Linked DNA regions of Homo sapiens: regions 2 and 3 are each linked to region 1. Evidence: chromatin contacts called from ENCODE Hi-C or POLR2A ChIA-PET data. All regions are on one chromosome and are shown on one strand. The core of a region is the stretch at or near the end of the contact, and the rest is flanking DNA. Distances in the headings are between cores, read along the strand shown.

Region 1 (4,503 bases), core at 1,247-3,746:
TGGCTTTCAGCTGTTTGCCACTGTGGCCCCTAAACTAGTCTTCAGAGATAGTAGCACAGGGGCTGAGATGCTCAAATGAGAGTTTCTGTCCTGTTCCCTTACAGATTCTGCTTCCTAGAGACTTCTCCAGCCTCGGGAAAGTTGGCTCCATGGAGCCATCCGGGCCACTCATGTGTGGGTGAGCAGCGGGAAGGGAAAGAAGGGGACCTTGGTGCTTCCATCAGAGCCAGTGCCCAGGGAGCGCCTGGGTTCCTGCCATACTCCTGGGGGTCACCTTAGGGCAGTGGGAGGCCCATAAGGGTTGGGGGCATTTGGTCAGCAGCCTCAGACACGCTGGCTGGTCAGGGCAGCCTGCTGTGTGCATGTACCTGGGTTCCTTGAGGTCAAGACCAGGCGGAAAGGCTTTTTGTTCTAGCCTTGGGAGGAGTGCAGTGGGGTCTGTGTAAGTGGTGAGGTGGCCATCCTGGTGGTCAGAGTGCTCAAGATACCCAAGGAGATGAGATGCAGACAGCAGGAATGGGTTGCAGCCTCCAAGGTGGCTAACACAGAAGCCTGTAGGTTGAGGAACTGCACCGGGGGTTTGGGGACACAACCAGGATGGTAGTTCTAAGGGAACTGCCTGCAGATCCTCACCTCTCATATTCCCCCTCCCCGACCTTCCTGCGCCTGAGGACTGCACTTTGTCCATTTTGCCAACTAGAAAGGCAAGGCTGGAACCTCGTCCTAGAGCCTTGCCCTGGAGTGTGAGAAGGTCCTGGGCTCCCAGCAGAAACAGAGGGACAGGATTGGGAAAGGTGTTGGCTTCCCCTGCAAACTCTTCCTAAGACCCCGGGGCTTTGGGTCTCAGCCGTCCTGCAAATTGGCTCTGTGACCTTGGGCAGGACCCTTTGCCTCACTGAGCCTGTTTCCTTACCTGTCAGCCTGGAACAGAACACCTGCCTTCTGGGTGAGCATGGGGATGAATTGTCTCTGTGCTGGCACTCACTTTGTGAATATTGCATAGATGTGTGCATTTCAGGCAGTGGAGCTGCTGCTCAACTTGGAACACACCTGGGGACCCCAGGGGCTTGGGGTGGGTGCAGCCCACACAAGGAAACTCGACCTTGCAGTTGGCAGGTTCAGCAGGCACCAAGGAACCTCGTTTTGTTTTTGACGTTTTTATTGGGGTCTAATGTACACAACGTGTAACCACCTTAAGTTACAGCTGGATTAAAATTGATTTATGTGGCCGGGTGCGTTGGCTCACGCTTGTAATCCCAGCACTTTGGGAGTCCGCGGTGGGCGGATCATCTCACGTCAGGAGTTTGAGAACAGCCCAGTCAACACGGTGAAACCCCATCTCTACTAAAAAATACAAAAATTAGCCGGGCGTGGTGGCGGGTGCCTGTAATCTCAGCTACTCGGGAGGCTGAGCCAGGAGAATGGCTTGAACCCGGGAGGCGGACGTTGCAGTGAGCCGAGATCGAGCCACTCACTACACTACAGCACTCCAGCCTGGGTGACAAGAGCGAAACTAACGTCTCAAAAAAAAAAAAAAAAAACAAAAACCAAAAAAACAACAAAACCCCCCCCCCCACAACTTGATTTATGTGTAAACCCGAGTCGTCATCACCCAAAACAAGATGCAAAACGTGTCCACGGGCTGAACCTTTCAAGATACAGAAAAAGGGCCAGGGGTGGCCCTCTCCCGGAATCTCAGGCTGGGAACCTGGTATCTAGTTCCCGCCCCTCACTGGGCAGATGGGGAAACCGGGGCTTGGGGCGAGAAGGTCCCCAGGCAGAGCTGGGAGCACCCCTAACTCTTCGCCAGCTCTGGGGACTTGGCGCCCTCTCCAGCAACAGCGAACTTGGGCGCCCGCGCCCCAGCAAGTCGGGTGGGGGAGATGGTGACACGGAGGGCGCGGCAGAGCGCGGCTCCTCCCCGGGCGGGGCCGACCTGCCCGCGCGCACCGACGCCCCGCCCCCCGCCCCGCGCGCGCGCTCCCGCCAGGCTAATTAGGCGCGCGGTTTGTTTACAAACACGGGCTCCCGGCAGGTGCGCGCCGCCCCGCCCGTGCGCGGCCGGGGTTCGAGGGTGGCTCCCGCGGGCCTCGGGGTGCCCGGACGGGGGCTGCGGTGCTGGCTGCGTGCCCGCTTCTTCCATGCCGTCCTGGGGCACCGGAAAATCCGCCGCCAGGCGCTGTCCCCGACACGGGGTGAGGAGAGCCGTGCGGGCCCGGGCGGGGAACGGCCCACGGGGTCCCAGCGTTGTTGCCCTGCCGGGCGGGCGCCGAGCCCCGCCCCCGCGCGCCCCCCGGGCCAGGCCCGCTCTCGGCCGGGTCGGCGGGGCGGGCGGGGGCCCCCGGGGCGGGGCGCGGCGCCGGCGGGGCCGGGACATGTAGTCCGCGCGCCCGCGGCCTCCCCTGGGCGGCCCCGGCGCGGGCCCGGCCGCGGACTACGACTCCCGCCAGGCGCCGCGGCGCAGCGCATGAGCCCTGCTCGGCTCCGGCGCGTCTATTATGCTGCCGGGGCCGGCGAGCCAAAGAGGAGCCGGCCGCGCGGGCCGGGAGGGGACGGCCGCCGGAGCCGCGAGGCCAAGTACGCCTTTCTCTTGCTTCCTTGCGCGCGCGGGGCGGCGGGCGGCGCGGGCGGCGGCGGGCCGGGCTGGGCCGGGGAGCGCGGCCCCGAGCGCCCCGCGCAGTCCGCCGGCGCGTCCGGGTGAACCGGGCGCCCGGGGCCGCCGCCGCCGCCGCCGCCTTTGTGCGCGGCCACGATGCAACAAAGCGCGGCGGCCGCCCGGGGTCGCGGCGGCGGTGGCGGCGGCGGTGGCGCGGGCTCCGCTCCCCTCCTCCCGCTCCCGCTTGGCCGCCTCCGTCCCGGACTCGGGGCGTCGCTGCGGCCGGGGCGCGCAGCCCGGAGTTGGCGCGGCCCGCGCGCCCCGCGCCAGCCCGGCCTCCGCGCGCCCTCCCTCACGGAAGGGATTTTTTTCCCCCTTTCCTCCGCCCGCCATCTTTCGAAGGGGGAACCCAGGGAGGACGCGGAGGGGGAAGGTGCGCGCGGCGGCCCCGGCCTGCGGCCGTGCGCTCCGCGGGGCCACTTTCCCCGCGCCTGTTCCGCCGGCCTCGCTCCCGAGCCGTTGCTGGGGCCCGCGCCTGGGGACCGTCGCCGCGCGCCGCGGCCGGGGCGGGGGGCAAGGCCGGGCTCGGCCCTGGGCTCTGCGCGGCCTCCTCCCAGAGTTACGGGCCCAGAGCTGACTTTGAGCCCCCCTGAGTTGCCGGATTATTGCACCCAAACCAGGGGGAGACCCAGTTCCCGTTTTGAAATCAGCCTGAAAATCGCTTAATCCGGGCGAGGGCGAGTTGGAGCGGGAGGGACGGGGGTGCTTCCCCTCCTTCCCACTTTTGGGGGGCGCCGGAGTGACAACGTGATACAAGCCCATCCGGGGAGAAATGCGCACCCCGAACCGTGTACACCCACATGGCCCTGGTGGGCTCTCTGTGAATAAAGCTGGGGCGTGCGGGAAGTCTTATTCCACCGGTTGCTCGTTCGGGGGCAGGGCCGGGATGGGGGCTTCGCGCGGCCTCCTTTCCCTGGAGGGCGAGAACTCGGCCCGCCGAGACCCACCGGGGGCAGGGACCCGGCGTCCATCGTGTGGGTTCCTCCGTTCGACCCAATCCTTGAGTGGTTGCGATCTTTAATTTTGGTTGAAAGCTTTCTGCTCAGAAATAGATACTGGGATTTCTCCCCCTTACATTAAACTTGGTCATTGTCTGCAAAAGTTAACCAGGAGGGGAGACTGTAGTGCATTGGTGGGCAGAGTAATTGGGCTGGAACTGCAAGAGGCAGCTTCGTGTGTCCCGTCCTCCCCCGCCCTACCCTGTGAGAAGGAACAGAAGAGGAAAAGAGTTTTCTTTTTACCCTGCTCTTTTGTAGGCTTTTCCCCTTACTCTTTTCTTTAAAATGGAGGGTTTTTTTTTTTTCCTGGGTCCATGTAGTATGCCTGGGGAGATCCTGGAATCTATGCAAAGTTGTATGGCATTTTTCTGGGGAAAGTAGTTTGTTACTGGCTTCCAACGGGGTCTAAGGAAGGTCTGAACCCCTGCAAGGGGCTGGCCTCGGGGGTTAGGGAGCCCTCCCTCCGGGTTCTTCCCTGGCAGCCCTGATGCAGCCTCTCATTTGCAAATAAAGGTCTGTGTTTGCCGTTTTCTCTGTTGAGGCCTTGATGGGTGCTGGTGGTTACTGATCATGAAAGATAAGGCACACGCTGTAACAGGACGGGCTGCAGGCGAGCGAGGGGCATTTCTTTCTGACCTTCCGGGTAGCCTCAGAGGCCCGGTGCCTCAGCAGGGCACCGGGTGCCTGGAAAGACTGTGGGAGCAGCTCCAGCCTGAGCCCTGCCGTTGGGACATCCGGGGAGGAGGGATTTCAAAAGCTTTCTCCGAGTGGGCAGTCACTCCATTTTTATTTTTGTTTTGTTTTTAGAAAGTAGAGTAATTACTTTCCTTTGACAACAGCTCGCGCCTG
Region 2 (4,503 bases), core at 1,498-3,997, 950 kb after region 1:
TGTGTCTCTGTCTCTATGTGTGTGTCTCTGTGTGTGCATCTCTGTGTATCTTTGTGTCTCTGTGTGTGTGTGTGTGTCTGTGTCTCTGTCTCTATGTGTGTGTCTCTGTGTGCATCTCTGTGTATCTTTGTGTGTCTGTGTGTGTGTGTGTGTGTCTGTGTCTCTGTCTCTCTGTGTGTGTCTCTGTGTGTGCATCTCTGTGTATCTTTGTGTCTCTGTGTGTGTGTGTGTGTCTGTGTCTCTGTCTCTATGTGTGTGTCTCTGTGTGTGCATCTCTGTGTATCTTTGTGTCTGTCTGTGTGTGTGTGTCTCATGTACAGCCAGAGCAGTGATCAGGCTTCCCAGAAGTTGGGAGGTGAGTCCCAAAGGTAGGGGAACAAGGCAGGAAGAGGAACTTTGTAAAAACAGACACCGGCCAGAGGGACTGGCTAAGTAACGCCCTCCCCCGCCCTGGCTCCTGTAGATGATATAGTCAGATGGGAGGGAGCCAGGCCAGCCGCGTTGGGGGGTTTAGTGTGATGAATTCTTTACTCTTCACCACTCCAGCCTCCTTGGGGCCACCCCTCGCCCCAGCACCCAGGACCTTCAAGGCCAGAATAGTGGTGATTCCTCTATGTCCTCATGAGTCACTTGTCCTTCTGGGCTATAAAACGGGTGGGCGCTTGTTCCCAGGCCCATCACTCAGCGAAGGAGATAAAGAGAGCAGAGGAGATAAAGTCAGTGGCAGGCAGCTTCTGGACTTTCAGTTTCCGGAGGCATTGGGAGCTTGGCCCCAGAAGAAAGGGATGGGAGGAGGAGCTTAGGGCCGAGGGCAGTGTCTCGGTCACCTCTTTGTGGCCCTGTGGGGACCTCCTGCCTCGAAATACGCCTCACCCACATTACCCTCCCTGGCCAAACGGCTTGGAGGCTTCCTAAACAGCCTCTAGGGATCTCCATCCCAAATCAAATCTACCCATCTTGCTTCTTAAAAAAAAAACAAAAACAGGCTGGGCGTAGTGCTCCTGCCTGTAATCCCAGCTCTTTGGGAGGCCGAGGCGAGCGGTTCACTTGAGGTCAGGAGTTCAAGATCAGCCTGGCCAACATGGTGAAACCCTGTCTCTACGAAAAATACAGAACTAGCTGGGCATGGTGGCAGGTGCCTATAATCCCAGCTCCTCGAGAGGCTGAGGCAGGAAAATCACTTGACCCCAAGAGGCGGAGGCCTTAGTGAGCCGAGATCACACCACTGCACTCCAGCCTGGGTGACAGTGAGACTGTCTCAAAAACAGCATTTATCACATAGAGCTGATTATTAAAATACTGATTTTAGAAATTAGAAATTCAGAGAAGTAAAATGAAAACCAGTAGAGCTTCCACCCAGCTGCAACTTACCACCATAATTTTTGTGAAGTAGGCCCTTCTAGTCGTGTGCACATGGGGGTCTTGTTCTGAACGGATGAACTGCCGCCTCACTCCAGTCACAGTGGAAGTGTTTCGTGGGTGTCTGAGGATTGGCACTTGGGAAGGGGGCAAGATGTGCTCGTGGAATGTGCTGTCTGGTCCCGCCCTCTCAGTTTACAGATGGAGAAACTGAGGCCCAATAGTACGGACCAGACCTGGGGAGGTTGGCATGGCCAGGGCTGCTGGCAGCAATTGCTGGCCTCCATGAAGACTGAAGGCTGAGGCCAGGGCAGGCCCAGTGATGAGTGAGGCATGAGGAAGGGTCCCATTCATTCATCCATTCTCCTGGCCCTGCTGTTAAGCCCCAGGCTGTCTTCCTTCCTCACTGGCTTCCAGAAAGAGTAGTTGAGGATGTCCCTGTCCCTGCTTCCCCTTCAGCCCCAGCAGCCCCACTTCCACCCTGAGACCAGGGATGTCCAAGCCACAAGCAGCCCCAGCTGACAGGCCACGCAGCCATGTGCTCTGCCCAGCGTTGTCACTCTTGATGCCTTCCTCCTTGTCAGATGCCTCTCAGCCCCAACCTTGGTGCCTTCCGCTCTCCCCCACCTCCCTGGCTTCCCCTCCTCTGAGGGTGTCTGTAAGGGGATAGTGTGGGGCTTTGCCCCAAAAAGGTAGGGCCCCACTCTCTGACCCTTTCCCCCACTGCACACACAGCCCCACACTCAGGATTTCCAATTGCACTGACAGGGTCACTGAACACATGGTCAGCCTCTCCAAACTCCGCCTGAGCCTGTAGTCAGGTGCAGGTGCTCAGTGCTGAGTGCTTCATGTCCATTACGTAATGTCATCCTCCCCGCAACTGTTTGAGGAAGTCATTTTCACTACCCAGATTTTCCAGATGAAGAAACAGTGAGGCTCAGAGGGGTTAAGCAACTTGTGGAAGGCCACAGAGTTGGGGAGAGGCTTTGCTGGAATTCGGGGTAGCTGACTCCAGGGCGGCTTCCCCACACATGATCAGCACGTACACATTTCAGCCCTACGCAACACACGCACTGCAGCAGCGTGACACGCAAACGGTGCCTAACCGGGGTACCCAAGGCCCCACGACACACGTGACAGCCGGTCCTCCGGGAGACCCAGCCAACGCGCACCCCTCGACCTCCCCGGCCCCGCCCTCTTTGTTCAGACCCCGCCCCTCCAGGCTCCCGGTCCCGCCCCGGGTCTGACCTCGGCGAGGGCGGGGCCGCGGGCGCGCGCACGCACGCGTCCCTCGGACTCTCCGGTTCCGCCCCTCCCCGGCCCCACCCTCTTCCCCTCCGGCCCCGCCCCCCAGCCTGACATCAGCAGGGCCGGGCCGCGGGCTCACAGCGGTGGCAAAGCCCAGCCGCGCGGGCCGCGCCGCCGCCCCCGCCGCGCGCCGGGCCGGCCCCGCGCCCGCGCTGCGAGCCTTCCATGGTGCAGCGCATGTGGGCCGAGGCGGCCGGGCCTGCTGGCGGCGCCGAGCCGCTGTTTCCGGGCTCCCGGCGGAGCCGCAGCGTGTGGGACGCCGTGCGCCTGGAGGTGGGCGTCCCCGACAGCTGCCCGGTGGTGCTGCACAGCTTCACGCAGCTAGACCCCGACCTGCCGCGCCCGGAGGTGGGTGAGCTGGGGCGGTCGGGCGGGGGGTGCGTCGGAGCCTCCCCACCCGCGGCAGAGCTGGGCAGGTCGGGGCGAGCCCCGGACGGGGCCGGGCGATCCCAGCGGGCCGCCTCCCTCCTCTCTCCTCCATAGGTGGGGGTCGGGGCCTTCTGCAGAAATCAGCCAGCAGGGTGGGCAGTGGGGGCTGCCGCCGCGCCCCGTCCAACAGTAGGGACCACGGCTGGGGTTTTGCGCCCCTCAATACCGTTCCAGGGCCTGCTGTCACCAAGGCCGCTGCAGCCCAGGTGGACCTTTTTCTGCGGCACTGTCCCTGTTTACATCGGTGGCCTGTGCCTTATTTCACTCAGTTCCCACCCAGGGCCCGCAGCGCGTCGTTAGCCTTTACGATGCAGGTGTGGAACAAGTGGTCGGGAAGGCCAAATCCTAGAATCCTCAGAGGTGATGAGACCATAGGGGCCTTCCAGACAGACCCTACTTGGGGCAGATGTGGATCTGGTGACCAGGGACATCGGGGCTGCTCAGAGCGGGGTGGGGGGGGGGTCGGGGGATGGGGTGGAGCAGCAGGCCTCCAACACGTGGGACCAGATGTCCTGGTGGTGAGGGGAGGAGGGTGGCCCAGGCCCAGGGCGGGCAAGACTTGTTTCTGCTTAACTGGAAAGAGTGCCAACACCCTGAATCGGTAAGGACTGGGTAGGATTCAGAGAAGGGAGTGGTGTACCTGTGATGGATGGAGGGGAGGGTGACTAGGTGAGGGCGGGGGCTTGTTTCTCGTGTGCCCTGGGTCTCTGGGTGGTGCCATCTGCCTCCCACCTGACTGCTGCTGACTACACAGCAGAGGGAGTGGAATCCAGAGATGCCCCCCTCGCCCTGCTCTGCCTGGGCACAGGGCCTGCACAGAGGCCATTCCTGGATCGGGGGCTCAGGGCCCATCAGAGCTTTGGCTGGGCTGCAGCCTTCACAGTGAACCTCCTGAGTCCCCGTGCGGCATCGTGTTGCCTTGCTGCGTCTCCAGTCGCTTCATGGCTTTAGACTGTGGCGCGTTGTGATTGCTGGCGATTGTTAGCCTGAGTCTCGTGCCTCTTGGTGTCCCGGTACCTAGACAGGGCCTGGATGCGACTTGTTTCTCCGCCCAGTGTTGGGCAGAGCTCTTGGTGGGGGAACACCACACGCCTGAGAGACCCTTTCCTCCTGAGCTTGGCAGATGGCCGGACCAGACGTGTTCCCTCAACCCTCATCTATCCAGGGCTCTGGTCCTCATTGGCGGCTGGAGAGGGACCCCTGGGAGGGTGGGGGTGGGAGGCTGACACCAGCCCAGCGCTCATCTGGCTTTCATTACCTCTGGCAGCAGCTCGGGCTTTGTGTGCTGGGAGGGTCCGGCGGAGCGCTCACAGTGGCCGTGCAGGTTCCCTCTCTCCGTCCCTGAGGAACTGAGGGAGAGGCAGAGCTGAGCCCCACCCCTGCCTGGGGGTCTTGTCTTCCCTCTCT
Region 3 (4,503 bases), core at 521-3,020, 920 kb after region 1:
ACGGAGCCAGACCCTGTCTCAATAAACAAACGAACAAACAAACAAACAAACATCATGGGAGCCATTGGAAGGTGTTCCCATTGGAAGATGCTCCCATATGCCACAGGGGGCCGATATCTGATTTTTGCTTCATTTTCAACCCGTTCATGGTGCAAATGAGGAAACCAGACCAAGAAGGGAGTGACTTTCCCCAGATCACAGCACCAGTGCCCAGCCTGTCCGACTTGTATTCCGGGCTGTGTCTCGCCCCTGTGAGAAGTTTCTTTCCTCACAGTTGTAAAGGCCAGAGGTCCAAAATCCAGGGGTCAGCAGGACCCTGCAGTCTCTGAAGGCCCTTTTCCTTCCTAATCCTTCCATCTCTAAGTCTGTGAGGCAGCTAACAGGTTTTGTAGTATTGTCTCACATTAGCGTGGTGATGTCCCCAGGAAGTAGACGTTAGAACCATCCCCATTGTGCAGGTCAGGAGACTGGGGAGGCCCTGAAAGGCACAATGGCTAGTTTGGGGTCACAGAACTGGCAAGAGGCAGGAGCTTGGTGACCCAGATGGCTTCCCCTCTCTGAGCCTCAGGGGCTGGGAGCATGAGAACACACTGGTTGGCTGTCCCAGCTCCCAGGGTGGCTGTGAGTACCTGGAAGTGCCCCTTGTCTCCCCTCACACATCTGCCATCACTCTCCCCATTTCCTTAACCCCCAGCACTGCTGCCACTTGATTTTTACGAACATCTGAATATGACGAACATACAGATTTTTACGAACATCTGAATATGACGAAGTAGCAAAGGTGGATATTCACTCATTCATTTCGTATCTGTCTCCTGGGCCCAGGCCATGCCGGGGCGGGGGGTGGGGGTAACAAGAATCCGGGGAGTTGCCAGGGGAAGGGGAAGTGCTCATCTGGGGAGTGCGTGGGCACAGAGAGATTCCAGAAGGAGGTGTCCTGTGGTCGTGGTTGATTCGTGGAGGGGAGGTGTGGTGATGGCACAGAGGGTGATGACTGGGACCAGTGTCTATCGGGTCAGCTTCCTGGGCTGCTGTCACAAAGTGCTGGGTGGCTCAACACAACAGAAATGTATTCTCTCACAGTTCTAAAGGCCAGAAGTCCAAAATCCAGGGGTCAGCAAGGCCATGCTGTCTCTGAAGGTTCTAGGAGAGGATACTTCCTTGCATCTTCCAACCTCTGGTGGCTGCCAGTTTCCTTGGCATTCGTTCCTGGTTTTGTAGACGTGTGACTGCAAACTGTGCCTTCATCAGTTCGTGTCTGTCCGCCTGTGCGTGTCTGTCCAATTTTCCCTGTTATCATAAGGATAGCAGTCATTGGATTAAGGCCCACCCTAATCCAGTATGACCTCATCCGGATTCTATCCGCACAGACCCTATTTCCAAATAAGATCTCATTCACGGGTACCAGAGATCTTTTTGTTCAGGGACACAGTTCAACCCGTAACAGGAGTATTGGGAATGATCCCCCTCCCAAAGGCCGGGTACCCGCGTGCCTACGGGGACTAGGGGAGCAGCGGGGAGTCGGAAGACATCGCAGGAACCCAGCCCCCAGCCAGGGGGTGTGGGGGCGTGAGCGGAGCCCGCCTGCTCCTCAGCTTGGCGCGCTCTGGCGGCAGCACCAGCAGGTGGCGCTGTGCCCTCCCGTGCGGCCGCCCAGCCCGGCGCGGAGCTGCCGCAGACAAAGGTCTCGCTTTCGGGTCGCGAGGAGCTTGCGCACAGCTGTAAACAGGCCAGGGGCACGGCCACCTCATGGGTGACACACACGGGAGGAAATCAAACCAGGCGGGGCCGAGGCGGGGTGACTGGGTGGCGACTTTGCGTCGGAGGCCGGCGGGGGGCGGAGGAGGAGGTGACAGGGGTGGCGAGGAGGACCATGGTTTGCAGACCGTGGTGTCAGCGGGGCGGAAAGGAAGGCAGGGAGGAGGGATAGGGGACCTGCGAGGCTGCAGGGGCCAGGAGTTTGCCTTTCGTTTGGTTCCTCGCCTGCAAGCTGAGCCGGCCTTTCTCAGGCCTCTCCAGAGGCCGTGCGGCTGATGACACTGCGGTTTGCAGATAGCTCTCCTGTTACTGCAGGCCCAGGTCTGCGGGTGCTCGGAAGGCAGCCCTGGGCACGGGTGGGCTGTCTGTGCAGATAGAGACTTGAGGGGTCCTTCCCCCCAACCCCAGCCCCAGACCCTGCCTCAGGGGAGCTGGGATGCCTGAGGTGGTCCTGCTGCTCCTGGTGGGGGTCAGCACAGCCCCTCAGAGGCGCCTTTGATATACAAAGGGGCGAGGCAGTGTGGGGCTGAGGAGCAGGGGTCAGGTCCCCGCCATGGAGCTGCTCACATGGCATCAGCGAAAGGGAGCGGAGTGCACAGCGGGCCGCTGGCCCAGGAGTGGAATGAGTGGAAGCCATTCCTTTATTTTATTATTATTATTATTATTATTATTATTATTATTGTTGTTGTTGTTGTTATTATTATTATTATTATTATTATTATTATTATTGAGACAGGGTCTTGCTCTGTGGCCCAGGCTGCAGTGCAGGGGCCAGATCACGGCTCACTGCGTCCTCGACCTCCTGGGCTCAGACCTCCAGAGTAGCTGGGGCGGCAGGTGCACGCCAACACTCCCAGCTAATTTTTGGATTTTTTTTGTAGAAACAGTTTCACCATGTTGCCCAGGCTGGTCTCAAACACCTGGGCTCAAGGGATTCCCCCCGCCTCGGCCTCCCAAACTGCTAGGATTAAAGGCTTGAGACACTGCATCCAGCAAGAGGCCATTTCTTACTGTCACCTCCCTACCCGCACAAGGCCCTCCCACCACCTCCTCGCTCACCGAGCTACCAGGCCCGCCCCTGAGGCTGCTGGTCCTTGACAGTTGGTTCAGCGATTGATTCACACAGCAGATACTGGCCTCTGTACACCTGGCTGGCGCTGGGTGCCTGGCCTGTGGGAAGCACCCTGGCTTCTGTGGAAGGCTCAGGGGTATGGGGCAGACAGATCTTGTGGAGAAGGCATGGGCTGCGAGCCTGGGGACCTGGATTCAGTGGCCACTCTGCCATCAGTGGCGTGGTCAGTCACCATTGCACGCTAGCCACAGGACTATTCTCCACAGAGTCCTTCCCTCTGTCCCCTGCTGCAGAGGTGCCTGGTGATGACAGCCAGCCTGTAGGCCTTGTGCTAAAGTGTCCCTTGTATCTGCTCAGCACTCTGCAAGATAAGTGCCACTGCCATCCTCACTTCCAGGTGGGGAAACTGAGGCACTGGAAGGGGAAGGAACTCCCACAGCTAGGTAGTGGCAGCTTGGCAATGGCGCCTCCCCGTGTGCACACAAGCCTGGGAAGGGCCAGGCACCAGGACCACATTCCTTCCAATTACAGTGGCCTTCCAACGGTCAGGGCTGGGCCCGGCTGCTGGGCAGGGCGGGGCTGGGAGGCCCTAGGCCCCAAGTGGTGGTTAATGGCGGCAAGGAGACATAAACAGAGCTAATGAGCCCCTTTCATCGTCTCCCTGCTCTAATGAAGGCCTTGGACTCTGGGCTTTGCATTTTGGGGGTTCTTGATTCTGGAGCCTCAAAGAGTCTTAGGGCCAGGGGTATGTGGGCCCCCCCATAGGGGTGGGGTGTGAGCTTATGGACTCCCAGTGTCCCCTCCCAGGGCAGCCAAGCCAGGGTGAGGAAGTGGAGAGGAAAGGGAACGGGAAGCATTGTGGCATCCCCCTAAGAATGACAAGCCCCAGAAAAAAGGGAGTGTTCCCGTGGCAACCCAGAGCAGTTGCTTGGCAACTGCTGGCCCCCAAAATACTTGCCTGCAGGAAGGCTCCGGGCTGGGGCTTTCCGATGGGCTTTCCGATGGCTCACTTCCAACCCCCACCAGCGCACACCCACCCCTGGCCCAAAAAGAAGACTCTGAGGCTGAAAGAGAAAATGCAGAGACCAGGGTCCAGGACCTTCATTAGAGCCTGGGGAGGAAGGGGCCTGACCTGCTGAGTTTCCTCAGATACTTCTCATGGCCCTCCACCCTGACACAGGACCCAGTAGACTCTGCCCCTGGATCCTTCCTGAGGGACACCCCAGTCCACTCCCCCCTCCCCATCTCCCCACTCTGCCAGCCACCCGGCATCAAGCCAGTCCCCTAGCAACAGAGGCCGCTTCCTGGATACCTGAGTGAGAGTTGACAGTGGCAGAATGTCAGAAAACGCAAGGTCAGAAAGCACAGCGATGGCTCGGTGCCAGCCAGAGTGTGTGGGGCCATGGGGTACCACGTGTGGTACCGTGTGCTTTGCCGCCCTGCAGCCGTGGGCTCCCTGGCCTGGGGCTGGATGGCATGCCAGGTTGTGGTTGGGCTGGGTACAGCCCTTGGAACAGGGGACTGTGGTTCTGGGCCAACTTTGATACCGACTGACTATGTGACCTTAGTGTGTCCCTTCTCGCTGGCCTCAGTTTCCCCATTGGTGGCCCATCTACCCCTCTGCCTGTGTGTTTACCGTTCAGTGCATAAACATTGCCCTGTGAATTATGTCA

What was found. A loop is a pair of places that touch in the nucleus more often than their neighbours do. ChIA-PET counts read pairs that join two places held with the same protein, here RNA polymerase II (POLR2A). Pooled maps may share reads with other maps.
Region 2: a map of CD8-positive, alpha-beta T cell shows a loop between it and region 1 (21-fold over the local background). The contact joins the promoter of RALGDS here to the promoter of BRD3 in region 1. A Hi-C loop is called at or near these places in 3 of 168 maps with a recorded cell type or tissue (A673, CD8-positive, alpha-beta T cell and naive thymus-derived CD4-positive, alpha-beta T cell), 7 of 37 single-sample maps with no recorded cell type and 14 of 50 pooled maps.
Region 3: a loop to region 1 is called in a map of B cell, with 15 times the contacts of the local background. The contact joins the enhancer-like site here to the promoter of BRD3 in region 1. A Hi-C loop is called at or near these places in 4 of 168 maps with a recorded cell type or tissue (B cell, CD8-positive, alpha-beta T cell, naive thymus-derived CD4-positive, alpha-beta T cell and 1 more), 22 of 37 single-sample maps with no recorded cell type and 17 of 50 pooled maps. POLR2A ChIA-PET finds 5 or more read pairs at or near these places in 1 of 52 experiments (activated T-cell).

What each region holds. Positions count from the first base shown.
Region 1 is chr9:134,066,019-134,070,521 of GRCh38, reverse strand. BRD3 (bromodomain containing 3) reads left to right here and starts at 2,496. Exons shown (of 12, transcript NM_007371.4): 1 at 2,496-2,577. RefSeq lists silencers at 1,891-2,620, 2,801-3,050.
Region 2 is chr9:133,119,484-133,123,986 of GRCh38, reverse strand. It overlaps RALGDS (ral guanine nucleotide dissociation stimulator), which reads left to right and starts at 2,747. Exons shown (of 18, transcript NM_006266.4): 1 at 2,747-3,015. The coding sequence starts at 2,833. RefSeq lists a silencer at 2,458-3,167 and an enhancer at 3,147-3,843.
Region 3 is chr9:133,141,723-133,146,225 of GRCh38, reverse strand. It overlaps a transcript of RALGDS not described here. Among named protein-coding and RNA genes, the nearest start is that of GBGT1, 20 kb to the left of the region's middle. RefSeq lists silencers at 1,461-1,580, 1,611-1,710 and enhancers at 1,857-2,416, 2,869-2,958, 3,009-3,138, 3,538-3,587, 3,638-3,917. Within about 2 kb of position 1,770, at least 27 of the 41 ENCODE cell types and tissues checked have a DNase peak (open chromatin) inside an H3K27ac peak, as active enhancers do; they include B cell, CD8-positive, alpha-beta T cell and natural killer cell, where a contact is called at or near this core.